Regions from separate parts of the Homo sapiens genome. Here region 2 is linked to region 1. The links are chromatin loops, found by intact Hi-C in ENCODE. Cell type or tissue: dorsolateral prefrontal cortex. All regions are shown on one strand. Links, peaks and the distances in the headings refer to the core of each region. The heading gives the core; the rest is flanking DNA.

Region 1 (16,476 bases), core at 6,062-14,061:
CATTCCCTTTGAAAACTGGCACAACACAGGGATGCCCTCTCTCACCACTCCTATTCAACATAGTGTTGGAAGTTCTGGCCAGGGCAATCAGGCAGGAGAAAGAAATAAAGGGTATTCAGTTAGGAAAAGAGGAAGTCAAATTGCCCCTGTTTGCAGATGACATGATTGTATATCTAGAAAACCCCATTGTCTCAGCCCAAAATCTCCTTCAGCTGATAAGCAACTTCAGCAATACAAAATCAATGTGCAAAAATCACAAGCATTCTTATACACCAATAACAGACAAACAGAGAGCCAAATCATGAGTGAACTCCCATTTACAATTTCTTCAAAGAGAATAAAATAACTAGGAATCCAACTTACAAGGGATGTGAAGGACCTCTTCAAGGAGAACTACAAACCACTGCTCAATGAAATAAAAGAGGACACAAACAAATGGAAGAACATTCCATGCTCATGGATAGGAAGAATCAATATCGTGAAAGTGGCCATACTGCCCAAGGTAATTTATAGATTCAATGCCATCCCCATCAAGCTACAAATGACTTTCTTCAAATAATTGGAAAAAACTACTTTAAAGTTCATATGGAACCAAAAAAAAGCTTGCATTGCCAAGTCTATCCTAAGCCAAAAGAACAAAGCTGGAGGCATCACACTACCTGACTTCAAACTATACTACAAGGCTACAGTAACCAAAACAGCATGGTACTGGTACCAAAACAGAGATATAGATAAATGGAACAGAACAGAGCCCTCAGAAATAATACCACACATCTGCAACTATCTGATCTTTGACAAACCTGACAAGAACAAGAAATGGGGAAAGGATTCCCTATTTAATAAATGGTGCTGGCAAAACTGGCTAGCCATATGTAGAAAGCTGAAACTGGATCCCTTCCTTACACCTTATACAAAAATTAATTCAAGATGGATTAAAGACTTAAATGTTAGACCTAAAACCATAAAAACCCTAGAAGAAAACCTAGGCAATACCATTCAGGACATAGGCATGGGCAAGGACTTCATGTCTAAAACACCAAAAGCAATGGCAACAAAAGCCAAAATTGACAAATGGGATCTAATTAAACTAAAGAGCTTCTGCACAGCAAAAGAAACTACCATCAGAGTGAACAGGCAACCTACAGAATGGGAGAAAATTTTTGCAATCTACTCATCTGACAAAGGGCTAATATCCAGAATCTACAAAGAACTTAAAAAAATTTACAAGAAAAAAACAAACAACCCCATCAACAAGTGGGTGAAGGATATGAACAGACACTTCTCAAAAGAAGACATTTATGCAGCCAACAGACACATGAAAAAATGATCATCATCACTGGCAATCAGAGAAATGCAAATCAAAACCACAATGAGATACCATCTCACACCTGTTAGAATGGCGATCATTAAAAAGTCAGGAAACAACAGGTGCTGGAGAGGATGTGGAGAAATAGGAACACTTTTACACTGTTGGTGGGACTGTAAACTAGTTCAACCATTGTGGAAGACAGTGTGGCGATTCCTCAGGGATGTGGAACTAGAAATACCATTTGACCCCGCAATTCCATTACTGGGTATATACCTAAAGGAATATAAATCATGCTGCTACAAAGACACATGCACACGTATGTTTACTGTGGCACTACTCACAATAGCAAAGACTTGCAACCAACCCAAATGTCCAACAATGATAGACTGGATTAAGAAAATGTGGCACATATACGCCATGGAATACTATGCAGCCATAAAAAATGAGTTCATGTTCTTTGTAGGGACATGGATGAAGCTGGAAACCATCATTCTCAGCAAACTATCGCAAGGACAAAAAAACCAAACACCGCATGTTCTCACTCATAGGTGGGAATTGAACAATGAGAACACTTGGACACAGGAAGGGGAACATCACACACTGGGGCTTGTTGTGGGGTGGGGGGAATGGGGAGGGATAGCATTAGGAGATACACCTAATGTAAATGACGAGTTAACGGGTGCGGCACACCAACATGGCACATGTATACATATGTAACAAACCTGCACGTTGTGCACATATACCCTAGAACTTAAAGTATAGTTTAAAATATATATATATATATATAAAAGATAATCAATGAACAAACATTGGACTTAATCTGCACTACACACAAAATGGACCTAACAGATATTTACAGAACAATTCATCCAATGACTGCAGAATACATTCTTCTCCTCAGCACATGAATCATTCTCAAGGACAGACCATACATTAGGTTACAAAACAAGTCTCAAACTATTTTTAAAAATTGAAATCAGACCAAATATCTTATCTGAACATAATAGAATAAAACTAGAAATCAGTAACAAGAGGAACTTTGGAAACTATAAAAACACATGGTAATTAAACAATATGCTTGCTCCTGAATGACAAGTGAGTCAATGAAGAAATTAATAAGGAAATTTAAAAATTTCTTGAAACAAATGAAAATGGAAACACAATATACCAAAACCTATGGGATACAGCAAAAGCAGTACTAAGTGGAAAGTTTATAGCAATAAGTACCTATATCAGAAGAGGAGAAAAACTTCAAATAAATAACCTAATTGTGCATCTTGAGGAAGTAGAAAAGCAAGAGCAAACCAAACCCAAAATTAGTAGAAGAAATAATAAAGATCAGAGCAAAAATAAATGAAATTGAAATAAAAAGTACAAAAGATCAACTAAATGAAAAGTTAGTTTTTTTAAAAGATAAAATTGACAAACCTTTAGCCAGGCTGAGAATAAAGAGAGTATACCCAAGTAAATAAATTCAAAGATGAAAAAGGAGACAATACAACATTACAACTGATACCACAGAAAATCAAAGGATTATTAGAGACTACTATGAGTAACTATATGCCAATAAATCATTAAATCTAGAAGAAATGGATAAATTCCTAAACACATGCAACCTACCAAGATTAAACGATGAAGAAATTCAAAACCTAAATAGACCAACAACAGGTAACAGATCAAAGCCACAATAAAAAGTCTCCCAGCAAAGAAAAGCCCCAGACTCAATGGCTTCCCTGCTGAATTTTACCAAACCACTTAAGGAAGAACTAAACCAATTCTACTCAAATTATTCTGAATAATAGATGGGGAAGGAACGCTTCAAAACTCATTCTATGAGGTCAGTATTACCCTGATACTAAAACCAGACAAAGACACATCAAAAAAAGAAAACTACAGACCAATATCCCTGATGAACACTGATGCAAAAATTCTCAACAAAATGCTAGCAAACCGAATTCAACAACATATTAAAAAGGTCATTTGTCATGATCAAGTGGGATTTATCCCAGAGATGCAAGGATGGCTCAACATATGCAAATCAATCACTGTGATATATTGTATCAACAGATTGAAGAGCAAAAACCATATGACCATTTCAACTGATGCTGAAAAAGCATGTAATAAAATTCAGCATCCTCTCATGATAAAAATCCTCAAAAAACTGGGTATAGTAGGAACATACCTCAACACAATAAAAGCCAGAAAAAAGACTCACTTAAAGTGAATGAGTCTGTTCAGATTTACCTGTTTCTAAAACGAAGACCTGCAGCTAGTATCATACTGAATGAAGAAAAACCTTTCCTCTAATATCTGGAACAAGACAAGGATGCCCATTTTCACCACTGTTTATTTAACATAGTGCTGGACGTCCTAGCTAGAGAAAAAAAATAAAGAGCATCCAAATTGGAAAGTAAAAAGCCAAATTATCCTTGTTGGCAGATAGTATGATCTTACATCTAGAAAAAACTAAAAATTCTACTATAAATCATTAGAACTGATAAACAAATTTGGTAAAGTTACAGGATACAAAATCAACATATAAAAACCAGCAGCATTTCTACATGCCAACAGTGAAGAATCTGAAAAAGAAATCAAGAAAGTAATCCCATTTACAATAGCTATGAACAAAATAAAATACCTAGGAATAAACTTAATCAAAGAAGTGAAAGATGTCTACAATGAAAACCATAAAACACTGATGCAAGGAATTGTAGAAGACACAAAAGAATGAAAAGATATTCCATGTTCATGGATGAGAAGAAATAATATTCTTTAAGTGTTCGCACTACCCAAAGCAATCTACAGATTCAAAGCAATGCCTATCCAAATATTAATGACATTCTTTACAAAAATAGAAAAAATAATCCTAAAATATATATGGAAATACAAAAGACCCAGAATTGCCAAAGCCATCCTGAGCAAAAATAACAAAACTGGAGGAGTCACATTACTTGACTTCAAATGATACTACAGAGCCACTGTAACCAAAACCCAGCATGGTACTAGCATAAAAACAGACACAGAGACCAATGAAACATAACAGAGAACCCAGAAATAAATCCATACATCTACAGTGAATTAATTTTTTACAAACATACCGAGAATCTACACTGGGGAAAGCACAGTCTCGTCAGTAAATAATGCCGGGAAAACCGGATATCCATATGCAGAAGAATGAAACTAGACTACCTCTCATCATATACAAAAATCAAATCAAAATGGATTAAATACTTAAATCTGCAATCTCAAACTATAAAATTACTAAAAGAAAACATTGGGTAAGCTCTCCAGGACATTGGTATGGGTATAGATTTCTTGAGTAATACCCCATAAGCACAGGCAAGCAAAGCAAAAATGGACAAAGGAGATCACATTAAGTTAAAAAGCTTCTGCACAGCAAAGGAAGAAAACAACAAAATGAAGAGACAACCCACAGAATGGGACAAAATATTTGCAAACTATCCATCTGACAAAAGATTAATAACCAAAATATGTATTTTGGTTGGAACTCAATTCAACAGGAAAAAAATCTCATAATCTGATTAAGACACGGGTAAAATATCTGAATAGACATTTCTTCCTTTCTTTCTTTTTTTGAGATGAAGTCCTGCTCTGTCACCCAGGCTGGAGTGCCGTGGCGCAATCTCGGCTCACTGCAGCCTCTGCCTCCTGAGTTCAAGCGATTCTCCTGCCTCAGTCTCCTGAGTAGCTGGGAAGCTGGGATTACAGGCACCTGCCACCACACTCAGCTAATTTTTGTATTTTTAGTAGAGATGGGGTTTCACCATGTTGGCCAGGCTGGTCTTGAACTCCTGACTTCAGGTGATCCACCCACCTCAGCCTCCCAAATTGCTGGGATTACAGCTGTGAGCCACTGTGCCTGATGACATTTCTTAAAGGAAGACATATAGATGGCAAACAGACATATGAAAAGGTGCCCAACATCATTGATCATCAGAGAAATGCAAATCAAAACTACAATGAGATACCATCTCCCTCCAGTTGAAATGGCTTTTGTCCAAAAGACAGGTAATAATGAATCTGGGAAGGATATGGAAAAAAGGAGACCCTCATACACTGTTGGTCAGAAGGTAAATTAGTACAGCCACTATGGAGAACAGTATGGAGGTTCCTCAAAGAACTAAACATAGAATTACCATATGATTCAGCAATCCCACTGCTAAGTATATACCCCAAAGAAAGGAAATCAGTATATTGAAGAGACATCTGCACTCCCATATTTATCACAGTGTCAGGATTTGGAAGCAACCTAAGTGTCCATATCAATAGATGAATGAAGAAAATGTGGTACATATGCACAACGGAGTACTATTCAGCCATAAAAAAGAATGATATTCTGTCATTTGCAACAACATGGATGGGACTGGAGGACATTATGTTATGTGAAATAAGCCAGATATAGGAAGACAAACTTCACATGTTCTCACTTATTTGTGGGAGCTAAAAATTAAAACAAATGAACTCAAGGAGCTAGAGAGTAGAGTGCTGGTTATCAGAGGCTGGGAAGGGAAGTTGGGGGGGAATGGGGGTGGTTAATGGGTACAAAACTATAGTTATATAGAATGAATAAGATCTAGTATTTGATAGCACAACAAGGTGATTACAGGCAACAATTTATTGTGTCTTTAAAAATAACTAAAGGAGTATAATTTAATGTTTATAAGCAAAGACATGATAAATGCTTGAGGTGATGGATACCCCATTTATCCTGATGTGATTCTTACACATTGCATGCCTGTATCAAAAGAGCTCATGTACCCCATAGATATATACACCTACTATATACCAACAAAAAATTTTTAAAAAGAAAAGAAAAACCGACATTAAAAGACTCACTTAAAGTGAATGGGTCTGTTCAGACCTACCTGTTTCTAAAAGGAAGTGACCCTGTGTCGCCCTCTAAACTTTTTTTTTTTTTGAGAGAGTGTCTCATTTTGTCACCCAGGCTGGAGTGCACTGGTGCGATCTCAGCTCACTGCAATCTGCATCTCCTGGGTTCAAGATATTCTCATGCCTCAGCCTCCCAAGTAGCTGGGATTACAGGTGCACACCACCATACCCAACTAATTTTTGTACTTTAGTAGAGATGGGGTTTCACTATGTTGGCCAGGCTGGTCTTGAACTCCTGACCTTCAGTGATCCACCCGCTTCAGCCTACCAAAGTGCTGGGATTACAGACGTGAGCCACCGCACCTGGCCTCCCTCTTTTTTTTTTTTTTTGAGACGGAGTCTTGCTCTGTCGCCCAGGCTGGAGTGCAGTGGTGTGATCTCGGCTCACTGCAAGCTCTGCCTCCCAGGTTCACACCATTCTCCTGCCTCAGCCTCCCAAGTAGCTGGGACTACAGGCGCCCGCCACCACGCCTGGCTAATTTTTTTTTTTTTTGTATTTTTAGTAGAGACGGGGTTTCACCGTGTTAGCCAGGATGGTCTCCATCTCCTGACCTCGTGATCCGCCCCTCTCGGCCTCCCAAAGTGCTGGGATTACAGGCATGAGCCACCGCACCTGGCCTCCCTCTGAACTTCTAAAGCACACTACTTTGGGACCCATCATGTTTCACATTTAACTTGGGCACAAACCAACAGTAGAAAGAAGTCTCAACTTTCCCCACAGATTTCCAAGGGGGCTCTGTGAACTAGGCTGCCCCAGGTCTTGGCAGCCAGGCCAGCCGCACGACGCTTTCCCGACTCAGACTGACAGAACAAACACGTGAACAGACACACAAAGCAAGTGCCTCTTTAAAGCATTTTAGAGAAGCGAGTGTAATCATACAGGAAAGAATAGGGGTCCACCAGGTGAGGAAAAGGAAGAGAAGAGAACGCTAAACAGAATAAGGAGTATGAGTATGAACAAAAATTCAAAATGCTCCAGGAAGAGATAAACGTTTCTGATTTTGAAACAGAGAACGTTGCAGGGGCAGACGGCAGTGGTAACACTGAAATAAATGTAGGTCAACCCAGATTGTAAAGGATCTTATGTGAGTCTGGGCTTCAGTAAGGGAAATTAAAAGGTAAGTGGATTTTTAAGGTGAGTTGTTGCAAGAACAGAAAATTTATTTTTGATCATTCCATCATAACTTCCCCATGGTTTTCCTACCTAGCAGCATTTGAAGAACGCCTGTGCGTGGAATCAGCCAGAGAGACAGCAAGAGAACCCCATCTCTGACAATGGCCTGGATCACCTATCTCTTCAAAGCAGAGTGGAACCAGGCCAGGAGGGAGGTGTCCCAGGGTGAGCATGCACAGGAGGGAGTCTGCAGAGCCAAATGCTGTGAAGCTCCTGCCTTTTGGGCCCAGAGACTTCTGAGACTCGTGCTCTCCCTCTGTGCTTTCAACTTATAAAACCTGCTGTTTTGATCTGAAAGAAAAAAAAAAGGGATTCAGCTGCTAGGTTAATGCTGTTGGCTAAGTATTTCAGAGACACTTCATGACTTACACATGAGCAGAGAATGGGCCCGGGAAGCAGCAGCTGTGGGAATCAAGGCTGTCCACTGAACCTGTATGAAGCACAATGTTCTTATCTATAAGACGGGAGAAGTAAGCCCTGTCCCACATTGCTTCCCAAGGAGGGGACAAAGGAGGCTGTTCAAGGCAAGTCTCTTCACCAGACATCTGTTGTCACATTCATGATGCTGAACAAAACCCTCAAAACCACAGTGGCATCCAAGAGGACTCACTGAATTAGCTCATGAGACTGGGCTTCAGCTGATCTGAGCTTGGCTGCTCCTAACTCTACTTGCACATGTGATTGTGCTCAGCTGCAGGTCAACTAATTGTGTCTGCTGATACGGGCTGGGCTCGCGTGCATGCCTGGAAGTGAGCTACCTATCTATTGCTGACCTAGGATGGCCATTGGCTGGAACAATGGGATGCCTTGGTTCTATTCCATGGGCATGTTTTCTAATGGCGAAATATAGGGCAAGGATGAGTGGAAACACACAAGTGCTTTTTTAGCCTCTGCAATGGCACATCTCCTAACATCCCATTGGCTAAAACAAATCACATGGTTAAGCCCAGCAACAGAGTGAGATCGTGTGACAAAGTTACAGTGGCATAAGGTGAGGATCAGAGAGTGGTGAAGAATTGGGCCATTTCTGCCATCTACCACAGCCTCTATAAACTGTAAACTATGCAAATAAATGTAAGGCAATATTACTATCCAAAGGCAATTTAATCAATGTATGCTTGTTGAATTGATTTACGTGGGCATTGGCCTGTCTCAGACCTGATTACTTTCACAAGTGTTTTCCAATTACCCCATAGTTTTTCATAGCTAGAATAAAACTCCATTTAAAAACTATCTGTAAATTTTTCTTGGACAGCTGAGCTCTCTGCTTTCTCTCCGTCTGATATTATAGTGCAGGGGTGGGAAGTGGGGGATATTCATGGTGATTTTCTGTTTCTATTTAGCTTAAGTCATCAGCGATAACTTTAACTTGGCAGTTTCATCAGGGCTCTTTCTAAATGTGCTGACATTTCAATTAAATGTCAGTGGCATCATTCTGTTTACCAGCTGGAAGATTTGTAATGGGGAATATTGGTAGTGCCAGAGACTAGAGATTTCCATTTGGTAAAATGCCAGCCAATGTTTTTTGTCTCTACTACCCCCTGAGGATCCTTCACACGTGGGTTTTGACAGGCGGATTGGCCCTTCAAGATGTCCCTCATGCTGTAGGTCAGGAATTTTCAAATTGTTCCCTGAAACCCTAATGCGGGTGCTTTTGATGTTAGGTTTTTTTTTTAATTTATTTTTTTGCTTGGAGCTTGGAATGAAACCTCTTCTGCTTTCCAAGTTTAATTAAAGAATAGTCTGAGCTTGCAAGGCAGGCAATTAAAAAGTTATTAATTACAACTACATATATATAGTAGGCTTTTAATTGAAGCAGCAAAAGAAAATCATTATTCAGTTCATAGACTATGGGACTAGGCTGCCTAGGTTTGAAGCCCAGCTCTAGCTTGCTCTGTGACTTTGGGCCACGTATCTAGCTATTTGGGCCTCCCTTTACTCACCTGGGAATAATAGTGTCTCAGAGAGTTATGAATTAAATGAGTTGACATGTTTGAAGCACTCAGAGCAGTGTTGAAATATGATTGTCCATTATTCATGTAATGCAACCAAAATAAAATACAGATAGAAGTCAGATGCTGAAGTGTATGCCAAAAAAATGCAACTGTCATCCACGATCCCTGACTTAATGTTTTCTGTTAAAACAACCTCATTGTCACTGATTGACTTTGTAAAAATTTCTAGTCATTAGAAATTACTTTTTAAATGCATAAAAAGTAATTACCATTTACCTGTTTGATATGTATCAAGTTCCAGATGAGATTTCATTTGAGAGAAAAACATTCTGCTGCTTAAAAAGTTTGAGAGCCACTGTTCTTAGCCATTTTACAGGATTCTAAGTGAAGGGCTTAAGAAAGCAAACTCAGATACTCAGATACTTATCCAGCTTCTATGTGGCCCTGGAGGACAAATTCCCAGGTTGAGTGTTTCAACACAGAGCTGAAGTCTTTCCCCAGTGGTTTCCACCAGCACGTCCAGTTCAACTAAATATTGTAAGAGCATTTGGTGGTAGCAACATCCTGTGGAAATAGTAATTGTCTTGTTTGTTTACCAGAGCTGAAAATGGTCCTTTAAATGGTTGCTAAAGCATGAGAAACCCCAGAGGTGCATGTGGATGTTACCATCATTGCTATTAGGCCTAATTCTAATATTTTGGTTCAGCAGAAGCCATGAATATGGCAGGACTCCAGGGGGAGCCCATGGCAGTAGGTTTCTGCCTCTTCACTCCTGCCACCGTGTGGACAGATTGCTGCAAATCAATAAATAGATATATTTTTAAATTTTATTTATTTATTTATTTATTTTTAGGCAGAGTCTTGTTCTGTTGCCCAGGCTGGAATGCAGTGGTGCAATCAAGGCTCACTGCAGCCTCAACCTCCTGAACCCAAGCAATTCTTCCACCTCAGCCTCCTGAGTAGCTGGGACTGCAGGTGTATGCCACCACACCTGGGTAGTTTTTTTTTTAATTTTTATTTTTGTAGAGACAACTTTTTGCTGTATTGCCCAGGCTGGTCTTGAGTTCCCAGCCTCAAATTATCCTCATGCCTTGGCCTCCCAAAGCGCTGGGCTTACGGGTGTGAGGCACCACATCTGGCCAGCAAATCAGTTTGATTCAAGTTAAGGAAGAAGCTGGTGGATCTGCAAGCTCAAACAGGGCAGTGATTCACCCACTTTTCTGCCAGGGCACTGGAGTGAAGCTGCCCTCATTCTCTCTATGCTTGCAAAAAAGCCCCTAATGCTACTGCCCCTTCATCAAAAGATCATTAGGAGAAACCCAGTAGTGGGGATGCCACCAGCTACCATTATGTTCAGCACAGCTCCCTACACTGAACAGGATCTGCCCCACTTCACAGGTGGGCACATTGAAGTCCCAGTGGCCCAGCTGGGCTTTGAATTAATGGTTTCTGATTCCAGGCCCATTATGTTTTGCACTCTGTCAGCTGCTATCAGGGACGGCTTCAAGGAAGAGCTGTCAAGAACTGGAAACTTTATAAATTAATGTGAAGCTTGATTAATCTACATTATTATTATTTTTGCCCAGGGGGCCTTGGAGAAATAGACTCTATTTTCCTTTAGCTATTCCTACTGTGGGGAGTCAAACATTCCCATGCCATGGGTTCTTACCCCATTTTAGCAGCTTTATATAATACTAACTTAAAGAATAGAACTGCTTTATTCTTAACACTTCCATTGTGGTTGGCCACATAGCTTGGTTTTACTTTTCACTGTAAGGTATGTTGGTGCAATAAACATCTTTGTGTTTAATGCTGAAATACCGTTGTTGGCATACAGGAACATAATTTATTTGTATATATTTTTAAATCACAGCCCTCCTAAAAAAAGCTAAATTCTAAAAACATAGAATACAAACAGTGGGCTTGCTGAGACTCCTCCCCAGGGAGGAGGATTGGTTCAGAGAAGGTCAATACCAAATCATGCAGGGGCTTGAATGACAAGTGCAGGCCTTTTGATTTTTTTGTTTTGTTTTGTTTTCTGGGGAGTAAGGTGTTGCTAAAGAGGAAAGGAAGGTGATGTACAAGCCAAGTGTGGGACTGTAAATCTGAGGTCAAAAGATAGAATTTAATGGCTCAAAGGCCGGGAGCAGTGACCCATGCCTGTAATCCCAGCACTTTGGGAGGCCAAGGTGGGCAGATCACCTGAGGTCAGGAGTTCGAGACCAGCCTGGCTAACATGGTGAAACCCCATTTCTACTAAAAATACAAAAAATTAGCCAGGCGTGGTGGCACACGCCTGTAATCTCAGCTACTCAGGAGGCTGAGGAGGAGAATCGCTTGAACCTGGGAGGTGGAGGTTGCAGCAGTGAGCTGAGATTGTGCCATTGCACTCCAGCCTGGGCAACAAGAGAGAAACTCCATCTCAAAAAAAAAAGTAGAATTTAATGGAGCAGAAATATGAGGCAGGGACAGAAGTCAAGCCTGGCTGCTGTAGCGATTACAGCTCTGTAGGTCTCTGTTTCCTTGTCTGTGAAATAACTAGTAAGCTTAGAGAACAGAAGAGTCTTCTCAGCTTCACAGCCAGATAGACCTCCATATAAATTCTAGTTCAGCTACTTTTCCATCTGTATGATGGGGAGAATTTTACCCACTCCATAGGATCATGGTAATAACTACAATTATGATTATAAAGAACATGCTCCAGTTGTTGGCACATGTTTAAATAAGCAGTAAGTGTTTCATCCCCATCAATTTTATGGCCTGGAAATTGCCTAAGCTCTCTTCCAACTCAGATGTGCCATGGTTCTATTATGTGATGAGAAAACAATTTAGAAGAATGAAGGACTATAAATTAAATTACTAGTTAATAGATTAATGGTTTAGTCTATTTAAAAAAATCATCTCCTGGCAAGAACCCAAAGGAAAATAATAGTTATTAAAGATCCAAACATTTCACTGAGAAAAAATGATGTTGACTAGAGAGATTTTCTTCAGAATGTGTTTAATTCACAACTAGATGCTATCCAAGACTTCTGGGTCAGTTTCTCTCAGCTCCCAGGAGAGGAATGGAATGACATGAGAAATATACCTTGAAATTCTTGGATGATAAAAAAGGATTAAAAATCAATAGTGTTTCTGCTTCAGCTCTTTCAATTTTGTTTTCCTCCCACTTCTGTAGAATTTCACTGAAGAATAAGTGGTGTATTTGAGGGAACCTGGTGTGTTTTACCAAGGGATATAGGAAAGTGTCCCCAGGTGCCATTGCTGAGTGCAAACTTCAGTGCATCAGTGCGTGGCAGAGGTTGCAGTGCTGAGCCTTGGGGAAGGGAAAACACCAGAGCTGTGCTGTCCAATATGGTGGAAATGCAACTCCTTGGTCACACTAGCCATGGTCCAAGTGCTTGTTAGCCATATGCGGCTAGTGGCTACTGTATTGGACTGTGCAGGCATGCAACGTTTCCGTCTTCACAGACAGCTTTGCTGGACAGTGCTGGCCTACAGACTAATTTGCTAATTCAGAATCTGAGTCTCCAAATTTTAGAGAGCACAAAGGGCTCTTTGAAATTGTCTAGTCTTGCCCCCAAACCTGGGATCTGCAGTCTTGCCCTTCTGCACACTGGGATGCAGAAGAACTAAGCTCCAGTCCCACCTCTGCTGTAACTCCTAAATACCTTTTTCTGTCCAGTAAGGATCACAAGCTTTGGTTTACTCACCTATAAAAATGGGTTAAATCATTCGTTTGGTCTGTCTTCTAATTATTTTGTGAATACTAAGTTTAGATTGTGCTGTACATTGTGAACAACAAAGACAGGTTCTGCCACATTTCTAGCAGCATCCCTCAGAGTTGATAGAAACACACCAATGTGCACAGTGCTGCCAGCAAGAACCACCCACATAATATACATTCAGTGCTTTCCACTGGGCCCGGCAAAGAGAAGGTACTTAATGTGCTAACTGGGCTGTCAGAAGCCACTGGGGATAAAAAGCTCCTTTCAGAGAACTCCTTTCAAGTGCTTCCTTCACACTTTGCTGGTCTTTTATACATTTTTACAAGCTGAAAATGGCTTAGAGAATAAACAGAGCAGGGAGATAGAAGCTGTGTGTCCAGGCAATAAGCTGGAAGTACACTCAGTAGATGGGCCCAGGAGATGTGGCTCTAATCCCAGGCCACTCCCTACTCTCACTCTGGCCCAGTGAGGTTCCTGGCTCTGGGAACCAAAGGAGAGAAGCAGCCACGGAGTCTCGCAGTCTGCTCAGGTGAACCTGGAATGTCTATTCTGAAGGGAGAAGCTGGAGGAACTGCCTCCACATTTTATCTTAGCCCTGTAACATCTTAGCCATGCTAGCATCTCATATTTAGACCATGTAGGTGAGGCAGGGGATGGAGCAAGGGAAGTCCAGGAAGGATAGAAGACCCTCCCACAGCCAGAGACCCTGCTACTCAGGCCTCCTGCAGGAGTCAGCATGGTCCGTGGCTCATGAGGACTGTGTTTCATATGCTGGGGCCTGTTTGGCCCTTCTTGCCCATATCGGTGCTGGATGTGTCTCTGTCATGTGCATGCCCAAGGGAGGACACCTCAGTGCTGCAGCCCTGTGCTTCCGGAGCAGGGTTCCGGGCTACAGCAGATTGGATCTGAGTTCCTGTGTCAGCCCTGGCTTTCACTTAGCTGTGTGATCTTAGGCAAGATAACCAACTTTTCAGGTTCATGAAACCGTAAAATGACCATGGTCTCTATTTCTTGTGTGTGTGTGTGTTAATGAGAATCAAATTTTTAAAGCTAAAATGAAAGTGTTTGCACAAATGAAAACCTAGGCAAAAGCATTGATATTTTGAGACTAGAAGGGCTGCAGATAACTGGAAATGCCTAGGGTATTATATCCCATGTGAGAAATCTGCATTTTCAGGACCCTGGAGAAAAAGCAAAGGACTAGGACAGCGCTCTCAAAACTTCCTCTATTGTGAATCTAAAGCTTGCTTTAAACCTCAGCTTCCTCCCCAAGCCATCTGAAACCACAGAATCTCATGGACGGTTAGTTGGGTCCCAACCTTCACCTGCGACCAAATCCCCATGACAGCATCTCTGTGCACAGGTCATGTAGCCTGTGCTTGGACGCCACTGGTGACCGAACTCCTACTGCCTTCTAAATCTACCCATTCTACCTACTGCCTTCTAAATCTACCCATTCTATCTACTGCCTTCTAAATCTACCCATTCTATCTACTGCCTTCTAAATCTACCCATTCTATCTACTGCCTTCTAAATCTACCCATTCTATGCTTTGAGCAGTCCTAGCTGTTCGAGCAGCAGGATGAAAGGGATTCTTTTGAGACCTGTCTCTAATTTATTGTTATTGACTGCCTGGAAGACTAAGTTAAGGTGGATTCTGAGGCTGCATCCAGGGTCAGTGGTAGAGAGTGATTGATTAATGAGTATGTCTGCCATTAGTATCCTAGGGGACTGCTGTGGAACAGGCCCAGCATATCTGCCCTCTAGTGCTAGAGGCTCCTCTTCCTGTGAGTCAGTTCTGCTCCCACTTACTAGTTCTTTTTTTTCCCTATAGCAGCTACTGTTGGTGGTCTTGTCAAATATCAGTTCCCTTTTCTTCCTTCCCAGCAGAGCCCAATATTGCTCAGGTTACCACTGCCACTATTTCCCCATGAGATCTCATCAGAAGCTGACCTGCAGCAACTCCACGTTGGGTCACGATCAGTCTTCACCAACCATAGTTATCCCATCCTCCTAACCACAATGATTACCTCAGAAACGGGCACGTGACCCAGTTCCAGTCAGTCAGATGTGATCAGAGATGTTTGCCGAGAGCTTCAAAGATCTTTCCTCATTCTTTTGAGAGTCATGGAAAGACAATTCTTGCTTCCCTACTGGGAGTGAACAAGAGAATGTGTTACCCTTATGGCTGCTGGCAGTAGCCATAAGCATTCTAGAGTAACCAATTTAGGAAAAAGCCGGTACTATGCACAGTGGAGTAGAGGAACGAAAAGAACCTGAGACCTAGAGTATATCATTGAGTCCCTGAATCAACCATCTACATCTGGACCGCCAGTTATGCAAATTAGTAAATGTTCTAGTTGTTTAAACAAATTAGAGTAGGGTTTTCTGTTGTCTGCAGTAATTGACTCATTTCCCCTTGGGCCATAACAAGTCTAATTCATCTCGGAGTGTCTGTAGATGCCACCCTCTGCTGCCCTGTCTTATCTTCTCCAGGTTCAACTTCTTTGACTCCTTCAACTATTCCTTATATGAAATGCCTGGGAGTAATTCAGTATTTTGGAGGCTCTCTTCTGAGTATATGTAAACTTGTTTTAAGTCAGTTTACATAATACCTGATAACAGTTGCTGTTTTTCACATCTAGGCATCGGGCGAGGCCAGTAGGAAAGCAAGAACCACGTGTGTACCCTGCCATTCTGCGTCCTGACATTGCTGTAGGCACCTGGATGGTCGCATGGGGTTTCTCTTTCTTCAGCTTGGCTGAGGCAGCCTCAGCCTGGCTGCCTCTCTTTCCTGGCTTCTGGGTAAATAACTCATGTTCTCGTCACTGCGCATCACAGATAGAGAGTTTTCAGTGGGGTTCAATGTAATTGCTACTATCTATCACTTTAATAGCCTAATGAAGGTGAGATGTAATTAGAAAGGGTGTCAGTGGAATATGGAGTTTGTTTTACAATTATCTTTACAGCCAGGTGGACCATCAGCACAGAACATTGCCTTTTAAAAGCCTAAGAAACATGTGTCATAAATGTTCATCATTGAATGACTTAAAGGACCTATGGTCAAATTCTACTGTTTTCTTTAACTCCCTTGAATACTGAAGGATTTGTTTGCATTGGGCAATAGGTGGGCTCCAAATAAAGTTGCATAGAAACCAAGTTTTTATATGTCAAATCCTCTTTTGTTATTGACTTACATTAATATTGGCTGGGAGCGGTGGCTCATGCCTGTAATCCCAGCACTTTGAAAGGCAGAGGTGGGGCCGGGCGCGGTGGCTCACGCCTGTAATCCCAGCACTTTGGGAGGCCGAGGCGGGCGGATCACGAGGTCAGGAGATCGAGACCATCCCGGCTAAAAAACGGTGAAACCCCGTCTCTACTAAAAATACAAAAAATTAG
Region 2 (16,476 bases), core at 3,796-11,795, 310 kb after region 1:
TCATGGAAATGTTTGTGATTTGTCTACCAAAGCAGATGAAGACCCTAAATTAATGTGTGTATGCCAGCGCCAGTAAACCAAACACTCGCTTCTTTATCCTCTTCTCTACAACATACACACATTGCCCTCAGGTTGAATTCAGCACCTTCAGATCCACTTTCAGGGTTGGGGGAACCCCTGAAGAAAGCCCAAGTTCCAGGGAGCAGGGCAGGAGGAAGCACGCAGACTTGTACAAACTGCTAGGCATTTTCCATTGTGCTGGAAGCTCAAGGTTGCCACTGCCTTTCTGATGGAAATCTTTTAAGAGTCTGGTGAGTCCTGCAAACCTAAGACACATCTTAGAGCAGGATGGAACAAACCAGAAGTGACAGAAGTTGTCTGGTAAGTTCTGAAACACTAGTTTTCACATACATCAGAATCACTGAAAAAGCTTTCGGTGAAAACATGGATGTTCATATCTTGGCCCCAGAATTTCAGATTCAGTGCTGAATTAAGGTGCTTCCCTCCATTCCCAGGGGACAAGCTGTTCTAAAATGCAACCAACACAAAGTTATCTGTAAACCTGAGAAATATGACATGACGCAAAAGTGCAATGTGTTCAAATGAAAACAGTGATCTATGGATCCTGGAAGCTGATTGGACACAAAAAGGTGTCCAGGCATCTTACAACATGTAAATTTACCCAAATGCATGGAGTCAACTCTTTTAAACCAAGTACTCAATTAAGTTAAGAGCCTGGTTTTTAAGCAAACTGGCTCCTTCATAGACCACTTTCCTTAGGAATGGGCTTTAGTAGTGAGAGCTCTTATAAACAATTAAGAGACCAAGCTACAGTGAACAAATAGATAATCTCCAAATGAAACTTCTTAAATATAGGGTTTTAAGGGGGAGTTCACACTTGAATGGAAAGACCTAGGGTTATCTTTAAGGCTTTGTTTCTTCTAAAGATTAGCTCTTAAATGCCTATTAACAACATTTAATTGTTTGCTTACTTTAAAAAAAAAGTCTTTGTAAGGAGATGGAGGGAAAGGTTTCAGTTTCAAAATCCCAAACTCTTAAACTCAAAGGATGGCTCTGCTTAAGCCCCATATACACTTTCTATTGTTTCTGGCTTAAAGAATATTTAATGTAAGCCCCCATGGGCTCCTGGCAACATTAAGGGCAGCAGCTATTAGTTAAATAAACCAACACATGTGGTGCTTTAAGGGCAGGGCAGTCTTCTGGAAGCGCTTTGATCAGGCCTAATGGGAATCCACACTCCTGATAGGGATTAACTGTCTAAAAGGAAATCTTCGCAGGAGTAAATTCTGCTGTGGGAGTGACTGGGAGTGAGCCACCTGGAAGCAGCCATTCGAGAAATGCAATCAACATAAAATGATGTGTAAACCCGGACACAGTGGACTGCCATGAAAGGGCGATGTGTTAAAATGAAGAAGGTGATGTCATGACAAGCACAAGCAGATGGATGAAAGGAGCTGACAGCTGGTCACTATGGAGTCTTCGAAAGCAGAGCCCATTGTGCTTGTGGAGGGCTGGCCAGGGGAGGAAGGCTGTGTACATCTGGCAGCACAGATATTTCATCACTGTTCTGCAGGGGATCAGGCTTGTCTCACTCCTGGGTCCTTAACTCTGTTTAGCCATCTAACAATGTGTTTGCTTTTCCAGGTACCCAGGAATGGCCCTTCTTGGAGGGCAGACATAAATATCTGGTCATTTTAAAGGGGCATCCTTCATTGACGATTGATTGATACATTACAAGGACATGAACAGGACCAGTGGGGACCCAGTTTTCCAGAGGCTGGTCACTTCTGGGTGCCCTGCTCTGGACATCTGTGAACACCTGCGCCTTGAGCTGTGAAGTCCCCATCACAATATGGCCCCTCAGAGGCTCAATCAGATACTAGACTTCTTCTCTTCCCCACCTCCCCACTGTTTCTTAATAAGGGTGGGGTTATTTCTATACTCCCAATATGCTTTGTCTAAAAAAGCATCTGAGTGCATTTAACCTATTTTGTAGAAAGTTGCAAAGGCAAGAGGAGAGATGCTGAGCACATCCAAGAAATGACTGGAAATTGGCTACTGAGACCATTTGGCTGGGCAGGATGAGGATACAAATGTGAGATGGAGGGAAAACATTTCAAATATGAAACATGAGTGCAGTAAGCATCTGAGAATCCTGTTCTATGGCTGAGCTTTCTCCCCTGTATTATGAAGGTGGAGAGACTTAACTGATTTAGGAATAACTGGCCATGCCTAATTCCGTCTTCCTATCTCCTAGGAGGCAGCAGCCACAGAGAGCCCCTATTCTGCTCTGCCTCTCTGGGGGAATGCTCCTCCCTCTGCCCCAGGACCTCTTTCCAGGCTGGGCTGCATGGCTGATGGGGTTTGGAATTATCAAGCCCACATGCCCACTTGGTTAACAGACCTAATGCAATATCACTAACTTGGTTCTATCAGTAATAAAAATAGTATTTGAACTTTAGTTTTATTTCTCAACTTATTAAGTGTTCTTTACCACCACACACTCACAGGAAGAGATATGTGATTTATTGAGGACCCCAACAGGTTTTGTGGAAAAATCACACGGTTCGAAGCTAGGAGTCCCATGTTTGAGTTCTGACTCCATCACTTCCCAGTCTAGGAGCTTGGGCAAGTCATTTAGCTTAGCAGTTCTCCACAGGTGGTTTTTGGACCTGATATTCCAGGATCCTTTTGGGGGCCTGTGAGGTCAAAACCATTTTAGTAATAGTACTAAGCTGTTATTTTCCATTCTTGTTTGTTGGCATTTATGCTGAAGGTGTGCAAATCGAGGCAGTGGAACCACACCATACTAGTCATTGTGTTCTCTACCACCACTCACTTGCAGCAAAAAAAAAAAAAAAAAAGCCAATTTCATTTCAGAATGTCTTCAATGATGCAGTAAAAATGATTACTTTTATTAAATCTCAACCCCTGAATACATGTCTTTTCAATATTTTGTTGTGAGGAAATTACACATAAAGTGAGCAATTTTGTAACAGAGTGCCTCTGTTGAGAACCCTCCCAGGAACAGCTATCCTCAGCACCTAGGGGACAGATTTCCAGCAAGTTCTGCAGCATAGCACCACAGTGGCTTCCCTGCCATTCCATGAGCCACACCCCTGCCATCTGCAGTCAAGTCTGGATCAGCTCTAAGTAAAGGGCAGAGACCTCTTTCCTGGTCACTCTATCTCAGCTGTAGGGTAGTGGATGCCCCATATCTGCTATTGTATTGTTTAGTATCCCCCTTACATTTTACTATCTAATCCCTCAATTACTCCAATGCTCCGTGTAATTTTAAAGTCTTTATATTAAACTTCCTTGTTCAACTTCCTGTGTGGTTTCTCTCTTCTGACTGGACCAGGTTGGTAAGATGGTTTCCTCTACAAGGAGATCTACCATCTACCAATAAGATGGTTTCCTCTACAAGGAGCCTCCAGGCCGTCCCTGCCCTGTGTCCAGCAGTGCCCTGAATGTTCATTAAGATTCTGTGGTAGCAAAAAAGAGATTTTTAAAGCCCCTGACCAAGGGCCTGTTCTTGCATAGTGTGAACCTGGGTGGAGAACACCTTGTCTCATACACCGAAGACCCCATTTGCTTCTTGGGATGTATCTCTTGTGCCCATTTCTTCTCACAAGATGAATGGGGAAAAAAATGCCTTCCCAGCTGCGTGGGATAAAACCAAAGCTGAATAGTAGCTCTGAAATTGGCTAAGCTTCTTCTTTCTTCCCCTACTGCTCTCAGGTCCTTCCTGAGGTTGAATGGCTGGAGTGAGATAACTTGGCCGGCCTCGACACTGCAAGCTGCCCCTCTCCCCACCACACTCTCAACCTGGGCTTCATCTGGGTCTCTGATGGCATGAGGTGGGATGGTGCAGCCATGAGGATGGGGATTGATGGCAGACTTCATTGGAAAGAAACCTCCCAGGGCCTTCTGGGGTTCTAAGAAACCAGAGAAAGCCCAGGAAGAGTAGGTCATGAGGACCTGTCACTGCAACTAGAGTAGGTCACTTATTAATACATTCTCTGAACTTCTTCCCATTTCTACTTGGGCCAACATTTCTTTTGCTAAACTACCAGCTCGATTTCTCCAAAATGCCCTATGTCCTGTTACAACTACTTGTCTTACAACCACTTATTACTCTCCTGATGAGTTCTGGTGTAATGCTCTGTCCCTTTCCCATGCTGCTCCTCCTCTCTAGAGCATCCTCCTTTCCCTGGGTACGGCTAAGCTTTCAGGTCCAGCACCACATCCTCTGGGAACTCTTCCAGGACTCTGAGGTTGATCTGAGCACCCCAGGTGTATTCCTCACACCATGAACTGAGCAACCAGACTGCCGTCTCATTAAAGACAGGAACTGAATTTTCATCTCTATGCTAGGATCTAGCTCAGTGCCTCTGTGCCTATATTTTTTAAAGAAAAAAGTACACAAATAAAAAAATAAAGGACTACTTGTCTTATCTGTGCTTGAAGTTGTTCAATGCATGTCTGCTGTTACTGAAGGCTGGCTAAATGTCATTAATACTAATGAAGAAACCAAGGCACAAAATGTTTAGGCGACCTGCTTAAGTCACACAGCCAATAAGTGACTGAGGCTGGACTCTAACAGGTGGCTTCTCATGGATGACATTTGGAGGAGCTACAGGAGGGTGATGTTCTTGGAACATAGGTCAGGCTGGCCAGGAGGGCATGAGGGTCTGCCAGGTGGTTGCTAAAATTACTTCACTTTCTGTCCTTTTAGGACTAGGGAGGGAAATCCAGGGTCACTGGGAAGCTGTCCTTGGCATGTGGTCGTAGGCATTGCTCAGCGTTCTCTCTCAGGGATGGTCCACTGTGATGAGGGCTGGTGGGAAGGGGGACTAATAGGCCTTATCAGAGGAACCAGCAGGGACTCCCTCCCCCTGCACCCTCACACACCTATAGACACAACACTCACATCTCAGAAGCCAAGCCAGACAATTGGAAGTAAACAGCTCTACTGCCCTGAGCTCCAGCTCCCAGGTTCTGGCCCCAAGTGTCATGGGGGGAAGTGACCTTGCAATAATGGTATCCTCCATGTCTACTACCAACTAGCTGTTCTGGTGACCAAACAGATGGGCTCAGAGACCAAAGGGGCTGAGATCACATAGGTGATAGGTCAATTTAAAACATACAGCAAGAAGCAAGGGGAGAGGGACAGGGTGGGACAACACACTTAGAACATTGTAAGAGAGGACAGAAGGAAAACATATGTCACCCTGAGTCATGCCATGCTTACATGTCCTGAACTCCACCAGCACTTCCTGCTCATGGTGTGATTACAAATACCAGAGCTGAGGTCTGAGCAAGGGGCACAAAAGACAGATGGTGCCTGGGGCCCAATCCCATCAGAGAGACATGGGACAAGTACGACTGGCCACAGATGTAGCTTATCAATTTATCTGCTGAAAGCCATGGGTGTTTATCTGTATTTCTAGGGGCTCATGGCATTGCCAATGGGTGGCTCACTGAATATTGAGTGCCTCATGGGTCTCGCGTGTGGTTGATGTAACCTGAACACTTGGTGCTTCATGTACCTCATGTATATTTAGTGTGTGTCATGAATATTCAGTGCCCACTCAGCTCCTTCATCCCTTCCTATCTGTGCATACACACATACACATCACGTCCTTTATCTATGCCTAACATGGCTCACAAGCCATTTGCTTCTACTATTAGTTTCAATTATCCTCCTGATTTGTTTTTTTTTTTTTTATTTACTAGATCAGAATCCAACATTCCAAGCCCAGCCAGTGCACATTACACCAGGTCTGTTTACTAGAATAGTAACCCCCAATTCTGAACTCCACTTTGCAGTCTGCAAAGGTCTTTCACATTCACAATCTTATTTCATCTTTGCCACCGTCCCACGAGGCAGGAGTTAACATCCCAATTCAGAAGATGAGCACACTAAGGCTCAGAGGTTAAATGACTTTCCACAGGCCACAAGCACACATCCATTTGGTGGCAGAGAGGACGTGCATCCCAGTCCTCTCGCCCCTGGTCAAGTGTATTTCCAGTTTTACCAGCCCACCCCTGGGTTATTTTCACTCCCTTAAGGACCCCCAACTCTTCTGACTCCTGAGCCTTGTACAGTCTGATCTGAAGAAGCTATCACTTCTGGTACCCTGGGTATAAGACACACACACACACACACACACACACACACACACAGGCTCACACACACACACACATACATCCCAGAGAAAGGAGCTGCAGCAATAAGCAGGCCTGAGCAGCAATCTCACAGGGCCTATTCCAGTCAATGCCTGCAGACCTCACTGCATGGTCTTTATTCCACAATGGGAGTCCACAGGAGGCTTCCTTGCAGCTCAGTCCCTCCAGAAGCTTATCTGCTTAGGCAGAAGGGCAGCAGTTTGAGCAGAAGAGCATCTGCACCCTGAGAACACCATAGTCCTCTCAGCATTAAACCCCATGCTAAGGGCACTCTAACAATCTCTGAGTCCTCCCTTGTCAAGGAAGCCAAGGACCAGGGAAAGAATGTTCTGTATGAGTCAACCAGCAAAGCTGCAACCAAGGAACCCAAAGCCACTTGAAAGAGGAGTAAGCGTTTGTGCACCAGGCAGCCTTCCGCAGGGCCTGACGTGGGCCCACTTCTCCAACGGTGTGTGATACTAAGGGTGAAGGAGTGGAGGGGGCTGGCCTGGGGTCCCGCAGCCTGGGCCACCAGGGCTGCTTGTGTGTGTGCTGCTGCTGCTGCTGGCTGCACAGCTTCTGCAGAGCTGCCTCTTGCTGTTGCTGCCAATGACCCAAGGGGTCTCGATAGCTGGATGACAGGAACATCACACTTGGTGAGGCTCCCCCTCAGGTGAGACTTCATGTGAGGCTAGTGGAAGTCAAACTAAAAACAAGGATCACTTTAATTATTTCATCTGGCCAAGAGATCCCTTCTGGGAAATGATTCCTTTGTCCAAAAGTCCTCAAATAGATGTTTCCAAGCAGAGCTGAAGCTCGGATTTCAGGCACCAGAGGATGGTAGCGCCCGGTTTTCTCTGGTTCAGAAACCACTTGGCTTCTCCCCTATTGAAGAAAGGTCCTCCCAGACCATTGGAGAGTGGAGGTGGGACTCTCCTGTGCAGTTAACATGGCTGTGAAGGGTAACAGTGAACCACACATTGAAGCCCGGCATGATGCCAATCAGCTTATGTGTGTGGTGGCACGAGATCCTCACAGGGGCCTCTGGACCACAGAGTCAAACAGTGGCGACTCGCCAAAGGTAACTGACACAGCTGGACTTAGGCGGGCACCTTTGTAAAGGCCAGCCTGTGCTCTTGGCAAATTTGCTATCTCCAGGCAGATGCAGATTTAGAAGTTATACAGTCCAACCCCCTCTAATAGCACACAATTGCTTTTTAAAATAGATGAATTCAGAAGTTAGGGAACTTGTTGAAGCCTCCATGGATGGCTTTTAAGAACCAAAAATACCCAGACCCCTCGTCAAGGTGAGGCCTGCCCTTTCCAACACCCCACCCTACCTGTCTTGAGCTATGCGGCTTCTGGCATAATTTTCTTCTGCAAGTGGGAGAAACCATGCAAGCCCAGGCTTAAAATGGAAGATAAAGACAGGAGCCAGCATGGGGCTTAAATACCAGGCCTCTCCCGAGCCTGGGTCTGGCCCAGGACCACCCACCTCCCACCACTCACTCTGTGATTTGCGACCTGAAAGCAAAAGGTTCAGGAACTTGACCCAATGGTTGATCCTCCCAGGAGAAGGAATTCTGAATGGGTAAAAGAAAGTGATGCCCTAGTATCTTGAATTTCGGGATATGAAGAACGTGTTCAGAGGGCATCTGTGATGGTTTGAACTGCCTCTTCAGTCAGGACCTGCCATTTGGCATCAGAATGACTCTAAACTTTAGGCCACCAGAGAGGGACCCTTTAGTGAGAAGTCACATGTCTCTTTAGGCAAACCTTATATATTGATATTTTCAGTTAGCAACTTGAGTAGAGACTGACTTTTTAAATGACAGGATTCACCTGAATTACTTTAAAGTCATTCATTCATTAAATTGGTAAATATTAAACATGAGCTATGTGCTAAACCAGGTGCTGTGATGCCAGGATGTATGGGCTGGGTGCCGCTATATCCCTCAAGGAGATGCACTTCAGCTGAGCACTTAAGTAAATGAAAGAAATTTCAGAAACAAATGCAATATATAAAATAGAGTACAGTACATAAATTAAACACTAGTCAGAAAAAAGAGACAAGGAGAGACAAGTGAATCCATGTGAGGCTGAAGCTGGCCTTTTGGGCTGAGTCTGGCTGGCAAGGTATTCCATTAGCCAGGGTTTCCCAGAAGAGCTTGTGCTGAAACTGTCATCTGTGGTCCTGTAGCTGGAAGATGTCCTGGTGTGGGGATCGTGCACCACCTAGCGTTGACATAAGCCACTGCACATACCACAAAAGTGGGAAGGAAGGTGCCCTCCCCACAAAGAAGTCTGTGGAGTTCACCGTTTTTAAGTGCACTGCCAAATGCCATAAATGCTCACATATGTTACTTCATCTAGCCTGCATTAGAGCCCTATGAGGTCGATATTGTCATCACCATGTGACTGATGAAGCTGTAGAGATTCAAAAAGGTTAAGCTATTTGATCAAGGTCCCCTGAACTAAGGGCCAATGTAGGGAATTGAACCTCCCTCCCCCTGTACTCTGTTAACTTCCTAGCCTTTCTGGTGTAGAGGAAAGGATTGGGCATCTCATGACCAGGCTTAGACTTCTTGGATGATGGCTCAGCCTCTCAAGAAAGGACCCAGACTCCATGGCAGATCCTGCAGGGATCAGCCCTTGCCTGCCCCAGCAGCCTTGGTTTTCTTGCAACAGAGATAAGTTCTGGCTTCTCTGAATCTCTTGCTGTGTTCCAAGCACTCCATTTCATCCCTTGCTTTAGTGTCTTCTTTTTTTTTTTTTTTTCCATGTAGAGTGCCCTCTGTCTGGGACACCACTGTCCCTTTATTTTCCTACCTAGTGCCTCTTTCCCTTAAGATGGTTAAAGGGAAACCTGCCAGGAAGCCTCCCCTGGCCCTCTCAGGTTGTGCTAGATGCCTCTCCCGTGTTTCCACAGTACTGTGTGCATTCCCAGGTCACACTGCACCACAGACCACCTGTCAGTCATCTCTCACCCCCTCCAGGAGACTGTGAGCTCTGTGTCCCCAGTGCCTAGCAGATGCCTGACCCATTGCAGGAGCTTGATAAATGTCTTCAGGCGAATGAATGTTTGAATGGCTGGATAGATGGGCAGAAGGATGAGGTGAAAGCTTGCTGCCCAACTGGCCTCAGCATTCCAGGGTCTCATCAAGTGCCCTATGCTGGCCAGTCAAGTTCACCAGCAGAGCCAGCCAGGATAGAACCCCAGGGGGACAGGATTCACTTAAATTACTTACAAGTCTAGTGGAGAAAGGTTGCGCTCTAGACTGCATTCTTACCCTGCCTTCTCACTGTTAGTGTCAGTTCACTTCTAGGTCACAACCTAATTCCCAGCAGAGTTTCTGGAACAACTGCAGGTCAGTACTCAGTCTCTCGGGGTTGCTTGGTCTATGGTCCCGAAAACCCCTAGCTGGCAACCTGGAGCTCTGTTGAATAAACGGGCTGCTTCTGAGGTGAGAGGGAAGCAGAGGACAGAGCTTTAATAACGAGATGGCCACTTTCTCAGAGATCCCTGCCCCTGAGTCCCTGCATTGGAGACTGGAGTGGCCCTCCTGGTGCCCCACTTCAAGGAAGTAGTTTGATACATTCAGAAAGAGGATGTGGAAGAAGATGAGGAAAAGAGAAATAGAGCATAAAACCATGGGTGTTTCACTATGTCCTCTAAAAACCAAAATAAAAATAAGTAATAGTAGCTGTAGAAATTACTTGTTCTACCTCAGGGGAAAAATTGGAGCTTCATTCATTGGGTGCCTACAGCCTGCTGGCATTATCTAATCTTCACAATGACCCAGGAATGGAGGCATTTGGGCTCCATTTTACAAATGAATAAACTGAGGTCCAATGTCACACAGCTAGAGTGCATCTTCTCACCTCTCTTCTCTTTCATTTCTGTTGGATTTGGTAGCCTCTCTGTCCTCAGGACACTGGAGAAAAGATGGTAACCCAGGACCTGAGACCAGTGACCCCAAAGGACCATCTTTGCAGAGATCCTGAGAGCTTGATACACAGCCTGCTTCTCCATGATGCCCGCTTTTACCTACTCATCACCCACAACACTCATTTCCTCCTTTCCTTCATTATAAATCTAAATACATATACTTCATTGGGGAAACATCAGGTTCAAAATCCTGGAAGCCAAAATCATTTCTCTAACTCAATACAGCAATGGCAGGAAAACAGTGCTATTTACAGTCAGCCAGGAAGTGCCTTGCTCCAGGCCACATCTGCAATCTAGAAGGTTCTCTTTGGATAACTGAAGTTTTATACAAAACATGAAAGAAGAAACAAGACCAGGGATAAATAAATGGTAGGTATTTTCATCTCCTCTTGTTCAGGTAGAGTCCTGTTTTCCTGAGATTGTGACAGCCTGGAACAGGCCTCACTTTGATATGCTTTCCCTGCGTGGGCTGGACTTGACAACCCAACCTCTGGATTCCTTGACCTCACCCTCCTTGGCACTGGCAGGTGATTTCTCACTCCTCCTTGGCTGCACTTTCCACTTTTTCTTATTCATGGCAGACTTTCTGCTTTCGATATTCCAGAACTGCTGATGGTCAACTCTCAGCCCTTCAGCTGACTTCACCCTGGTGCTTGCCCAGTTTCTCCTGCCCCAGATCTCTATTTTCCCGCCCCTGCTTCCCCTGGAGTGACAGAAGATGGGGAAGCGTGGTGGGAGTGGGGAGATTGCTCTGCCCCCTGGTCTTCAGTACTCAGCTTTGGGGGTATAGGAGAGAATCTGGAGGAAGGGTGTCAGCAAAGACAGGTCATCTTTGAGTTGCCACAGTGCAGATACCTAGACTCAGGAGAGTGAGGCTAGCACCTGAGTGATGTAGGACCACTCAAACCACCCACTGAGAAGTCACCAGAGGGGCTCTCAGGCTTAATCAATGTGGAGATAGATCTATCTGCACCAACACAGCCAGCACACTATAGTCTAAATGTCATGAGTAGGATCATGGTGTCACCCTCCCATCACCCAAAAATATCTCCAAAACTGCCTTCAGGGGCCAAGGCAAAATTGGTTTATTAAAACAGCTATTTGCAATGGCAGATTTTAAAGACAAAGACACAAATAAGTCAATGGATATAAAAAACTGTAAAAGGCTGTAAATACATGATCATCATTTATAAAATCAACAACATCTCATGTATCTGGCACTTTATGGAAACCCATTTTACATTTTATCATTTGGAATAAATGAAGGGTTTTTTTTCCTAAATAAAATACTTTCCTACCCCATAAGCTACGCTTTCAAAGTGCTCCTTTCTTCTGGTACAGTACCCATCTGACAGGTGCTCAAATCTCCTTTAGTCCTCTGCCAATGGACACACTTTTATCTCTTCATTCAGCTTCCTTCCTGAGTCTGCTATGGAGTTGGAAATCAAACAGCCATGTTTGTTAGAATTGTTTGTAAATTAAGATTAAATAGAATACAGGTTGACTATCTCTTAACTAAAATGCTTGGGACCAGAAGTGTTTCAGATTTCAGGATATCTGCATTATAGACTTGTCAGTTGAACACCTCAAACCCAAAAATTCAAAATCCAAAATGCCCCTATTTCCTTTGAGTTTCATGTCTACTCTCAGAAATTTTAGATTTTGGAGTATTTCAGATTTGGGGTTTTCAGATTTGGGATGCTCAACCTGTAGTAATAAATGGCTCTGAGGTGCTAACTTATGAATAAATTGCATAGACTTTGGAAAAAGGCCATTGTTCTGGTTTTGCACCTGTATTCTTGGTTGAGAGGGATGACATAAACAAGGTGTTTCATGGTAGTTCAAAAAATCAGATATACCAACCACCCACTGATTGACTCTATAATTTAGCATGGGTTTGTTTTTGTCCTTTGAAGTAGATAGACAGAGAATTTCTGGACAGATTTGAAATGGATCTGATAGTCTATATATCAAGCAAATAGACACACCTGTCACAAGCAGGAAGCCCTTTGAGAACTCAGGTGTTTTAAATCTACTAGGTTGCCCCAGATCCAATCATACGGAGATATTGTCAGAAGAAGACTACCCCATGACCTCAGATGCCAGAGCCAGCCCACCCCACCTGGACTCTGCCAATTCTCTTACTGTCTGTGTTTCTGAAAGCCCACTATATCCCTGACCCCATCCCCAAACAGCTGAAACTTAGCCTATGTCTCTATCAATTTGCAGATGCTGGGACTAAATGTCTAAGGATATATCATTCCCATTTCAGACCTTAAAACCTAGATGATTACCCCACCATGTGAGAACATGTGGCATGTCTAAAGTCACTTGAGTTTGCAGCCACAGAGGCAGTGTTGTATGGAGGCTAACCACACCAGCTCTGGAGTCAGAATGCTTAGGCCATGTCAGGTAACATCTCCGCTTGTGACAAGGTTGTGGCCTCAGGGAAGGATGGCTAGCTTTTACAAATCTGATGTAATCTTTACTTCCTCCCTTCCCTTTCTGCATGCTGGCCATGCACGGGGAGGGCTGCAGAAGAGAAACCTTCCCAGCTGAGAAGGTGACGGCTAGTGAGGCTGTCCTGAAGATCAGTAAGTAGGGTGGGCATGGGTTGGTCTCAGCCAAAGGCTGCTCTTGGGCCACATGCAGAGTCTTCAGTGAGGGCAGGTGAGACTCAGCCTTCTCAGGAGTACAGTGCCATCATCATCCACTGGACATGTTGGGAAAGCAAATGATGGTCAGTTCAGACCCACGTCTCATCTGGGCCTCCCCATCCCACACTCCTGGGGAGCCATGGAGACAGAACATTAATGGATGGTTTAGCCAGAGGGAGCATATCATCCATTAGGAAGTATAAATCAACTTGAAATATAATCAACCTTGACTTCTCACGGTGCCTATGAATGATGACAGTCAAATACAGGCTGATTCTGTATTCAGTTCTCAATGAATTTTTTTCCCATGAATTCAATTTGGCATGCTTGTGCCAGCTCTGTGCAGGTGTGCAAACTGGCAGGGTAGCAGAAATCCATTAAAGCATATTCTACACGTTTACATTTATGGGGCCCTTGGTCTGACAGCTTTATGTGGGTTTGATGAACAACCCCTCTAACTCATATAGAGGGGACCTCTGGGGAAACCACTCCCCAGGCCAATCCCTCAGAATGATAAAGCTGAGAATAGTGAAGTTACCAATGGTGTCAGAGAAAGCCTCAGCGTGAAATCCAACAAGGTGGCTGCCATTCCCTGCAGACCTTGGGTGGTCCTGATCCTCACTGAGCCACAGATGGTCAGAGCTGGAGGCAATCTCAGAGACCATCTAGTTCCACTCATTTCACCTGTGGGGCAGCTGAGGCCCAGAGATTTAATGTAATTTGCCTAAGGCCCCACAGCTAATTACAAGAAGTGTTGTGGCTTCAACCCAGTTCTCAGACCCCAGTGCAGTTCTCTTCCTGTGATAGCTCTTTGCCCACTGGACCCTGCTCAGTTTTGGGCTGTCCTATTTCAGGTGCCACATTTGTGTTGTCCTATTCTCCTAGACCTGAGCCAGCCACTGTGGAAGGATTGCCTGGGATCAGGAGCGATGCCCCAGTACTCAAGTGTGGGGCTAAGCAGTCCAGGGATAGGCCCTGAAAATTCTGGCCATTGGCCCTCCAGTAGAATCCCACTTCACATCAAATCTTGGAGGGATTGAGGGGTGACACAGGCTGCAGGTCCCTACAGCTTGGAAAGCAATTCCATAAAATGGACATTTGAGATCAAGAAAAACATTCCAGCTTTGACTGAATCATTTCTAAGTGGCCATAGCAGAGGAAGGGTTGCAGAATAAAAGAGCAGAGGATTGAACTCCAGAGTCCAATGTCCTTGCAATGAACATTACCTAGCGCTACACCTGGCACCTAAGCAGCTGCTCAATAAATCAGTGCATTTTGAAGGATCAGGGAAGATAATCAGTTTCATACATAAATTTGTATTCTCCTAGGCATATCACTTCATTCATTCAACACATCCTGCTGTGTCTGCAAAGTGATATTAAAGAGGAGGAAATGGGCTTGGCCATTTGACTTGCTTTGGACAACAGAATGACTTGCAGGCGTGCCAGATTGGAGCCTTGGTTTCAGAGGCCTACTGTGTTTAAGCTTGCTTGCTTGTGTTTCTCCCATTTCCCTGGGAAGAACAAACCTAGGCAGAGTTTCCTCAGTTCAGGTACCCAGCAAAACCCTCAGCCAACCCACAGATACATGAGCAAGCCAGCTGAGATCCACTGACTCCCAGCCATGTGACTCGGAAGCTAAATAAGTGCTTGTCATACATATGCTGCTGAAGTTTTGTAAATTTGTCACATGGCATTATTGCAATCAGAGTTATTGGATACACCTTTCATATGTGCCTGGCACAAAGTGGGTGCTCAGAAAATATTTGATGGGTGAATGAATGAATGAATGAATGAGTGCAATGAATGTAGTGCTCAATTTCCAATTCAGCAGAATAAAGTGTCCCCAGAGCCCTTCTCCTTCACAAGAGCATGGTCCCGCAAGGGCCACCTCTACGTAAGATGACATGAGCCACCTCCTTGGGGCAAGTCTTACCTCTGGCTTCTGGAGGTATATCCCTTTGCCATCTTGGGTTAAGTTTTGGAAGACATCTGTGAAAATGCAGCAGAAAGGAATACAGCTAATGTGTCTATTGGAAACATTATGAATTAGTTCCTCCCATATGTCTCACCTTAACCACATCCATTCTGAAAACGTGAGGGAACCCAGTGTCAGCCTACATGTGACCACACGCAGCCACATCTATGATAAGTGAGCCACTTCAAGCCTTTGTCTCTGGAACAAGTCAGGAAAAGATGAGTTTGGATATCTGCAGCCAGGGTTCACAGGCACTTGGCTGGAGGTCCCCACAGCTTCCCTGGTCTGCTGTTTCTGGGATGGCGGCTGTCCTCCCTTGTGCTTAAACTAGGGACAGGTGGGAAGTCATGGGGCAGCAGAGGAAGACCTGGCCCTCCCCAGCTTCCCGCCAGCTTACCCTCCATGTTCTCTACACGCAGCATCAAGTGGATGAAACTGACAAAGTCCATCTGGAGGCGGGGGCCGCCGTAGCGGATGAGCATCAGCTGACAGACGTCATCACTGAGCATGATTCCTGCATTGAGCACAAGCTCCTGCTGTGGGTATTGGGGGCTTGCACCCAGCTCCCCTCCTGCTCAAGGCCCCTTCAAATGTCCCTCCAGTTTAGGGACCTGAATCCTGATAGCATGGAAATCTTCTTTTATAGGGTTCATTTTGAATGGTTTAATTGTTTAACCAATTTATTTTATTTAATCCCTACTCTTCACCCCTGTCTGTTAAGGCAACCAGCATGAGGCTGTTTTCATCAAGTATGTTACCAGCCTTCAATGAAGGAGGCAGTCTGCTAAGTGCTCAAAAGTACCTGCTTGGGAGCCCGGCAGTCCTGAATTTAAACCCCAGGCAATTGAGCTTCAATTTCTTCCTCTGTGAAGTGAGGATTATAACAAGGTGGTGTTGAAGATTAAATAAGAAGTTGAATGTGCCACCCCTCCATCAATGTTGGCTAGGATCACAGGGACAATCATAAAAAATGTTGGAGTTGACTGCAGATCTACGTCTTTGAGAGTAACACTGCGTATTAGAGTTACTTCAGCATGCCACACATCCCCTCTCCTCTGCCTGATGAGTGTGCACCCTGCCCGTGTGTGCCCACAGCTCCAGCTCTTCCTGTGCCTACCTGCCTCCCTCATGGCAGCGTGCAGCTGCTCCCAGTTCAGGTATCCTGACCCACGGTCTTGCTTGTGGAAAACCTTCTGCAAAGAACCAAATAAGAGGTTCAGGAAGCCAGGCATTTCCAAGCACCATCTGAGAGCCCTGTGTGCCCCTTGTCAGCACCGCAGAGGGGCTGTTGAAGATATCTGAGGCTCCACATGCAGGGCCTGTTGCCAGGATAAGAATATGGCAGAGTCCATGCTGGGATCCTACCGCCTCATGTTTCCTACAGAACAAGGCTTCTGAGAAACAAAAAAGTCTTTTTCTCATGGGGTATAGACAGTCTTGGTGTGGGTAAATGTGCTTAGTGCAAGCACATTATCCACACTTTAAAGTGATTCCAGCTTTCTGACTCAGGAGACAAGTGGGAGAGTTGTGAGTTGTGAGCAATGATTGGAAGAGCAAGAAGGAGCAAATTTATGAAAGACTTTAAATGCCAAGTGTGCCAAGGAGTTTGGACTTTCTCTGAAGCCCATGGGGAGTCTTAAAAAGCTTTTTGTGAGGAAACAGCATGATCAGATATGTGTTTTGGAACTTCAGGAGACTACT

What was found. Hi-C counts contacts between places; a loop is a spot of excess contacts. Peaks named below come from ENCODE experiments on the same cell type or tissue, not always from the same donor. Only the 100,000 strongest peaks of a DNase experiment are listed, where the experiment ranks them.
Region 2: it touches region 1 in a loop (4-fold over the local background); 27 of 110 quality-filtered maps call a loop at or near these places.

Annotation. Positions count from the first base shown.
Region 1 is chr2:30,852,149-30,868,624 of GRCh38, forward strand. It overlaps LOC124905982 (a long non-coding RNA gene), which reads right to left. Exons shown (of 4, transcript XR_007086268.1): 2 at 15,108-15,230; 3 at 7,425-9,913. Among named protein-coding and RNA genes, the nearest start is that of CAPN13, 53 kb to the left of the region's middle. In dorsolateral prefrontal cortex, for the core only: CTCF peaks have their summits at 10,098 and 10,313; DNase peaks (open chromatin) are centred at 10,113 and 13,263; H3K27ac peaks cover 2,036 bases.
Region 2 is chr2:31,161,854-31,178,329 of GRCh38, forward strand. It overlaps CAPN14 (calpain 14), which reads right to left. Exons shown (of 22, transcript NM_001145122.2): 19 at 15,893-15,968; 20 at 15,173-15,289; 21 at 14,734-14,789; 22 at 11,203-12,854. The coding sequence ends at 12,828. It overlaps LOC107985861 (a long non-coding RNA gene), which reads right to left and starts at 508. Exons shown (of 5, transcript XR_001739384.1): 1 at 1-508. In dorsolateral prefrontal cortex, for the core only: CTCF peaks have their summits at 8,436 and 8,636; a DNase peak (open chromatin) is centred at 8,408.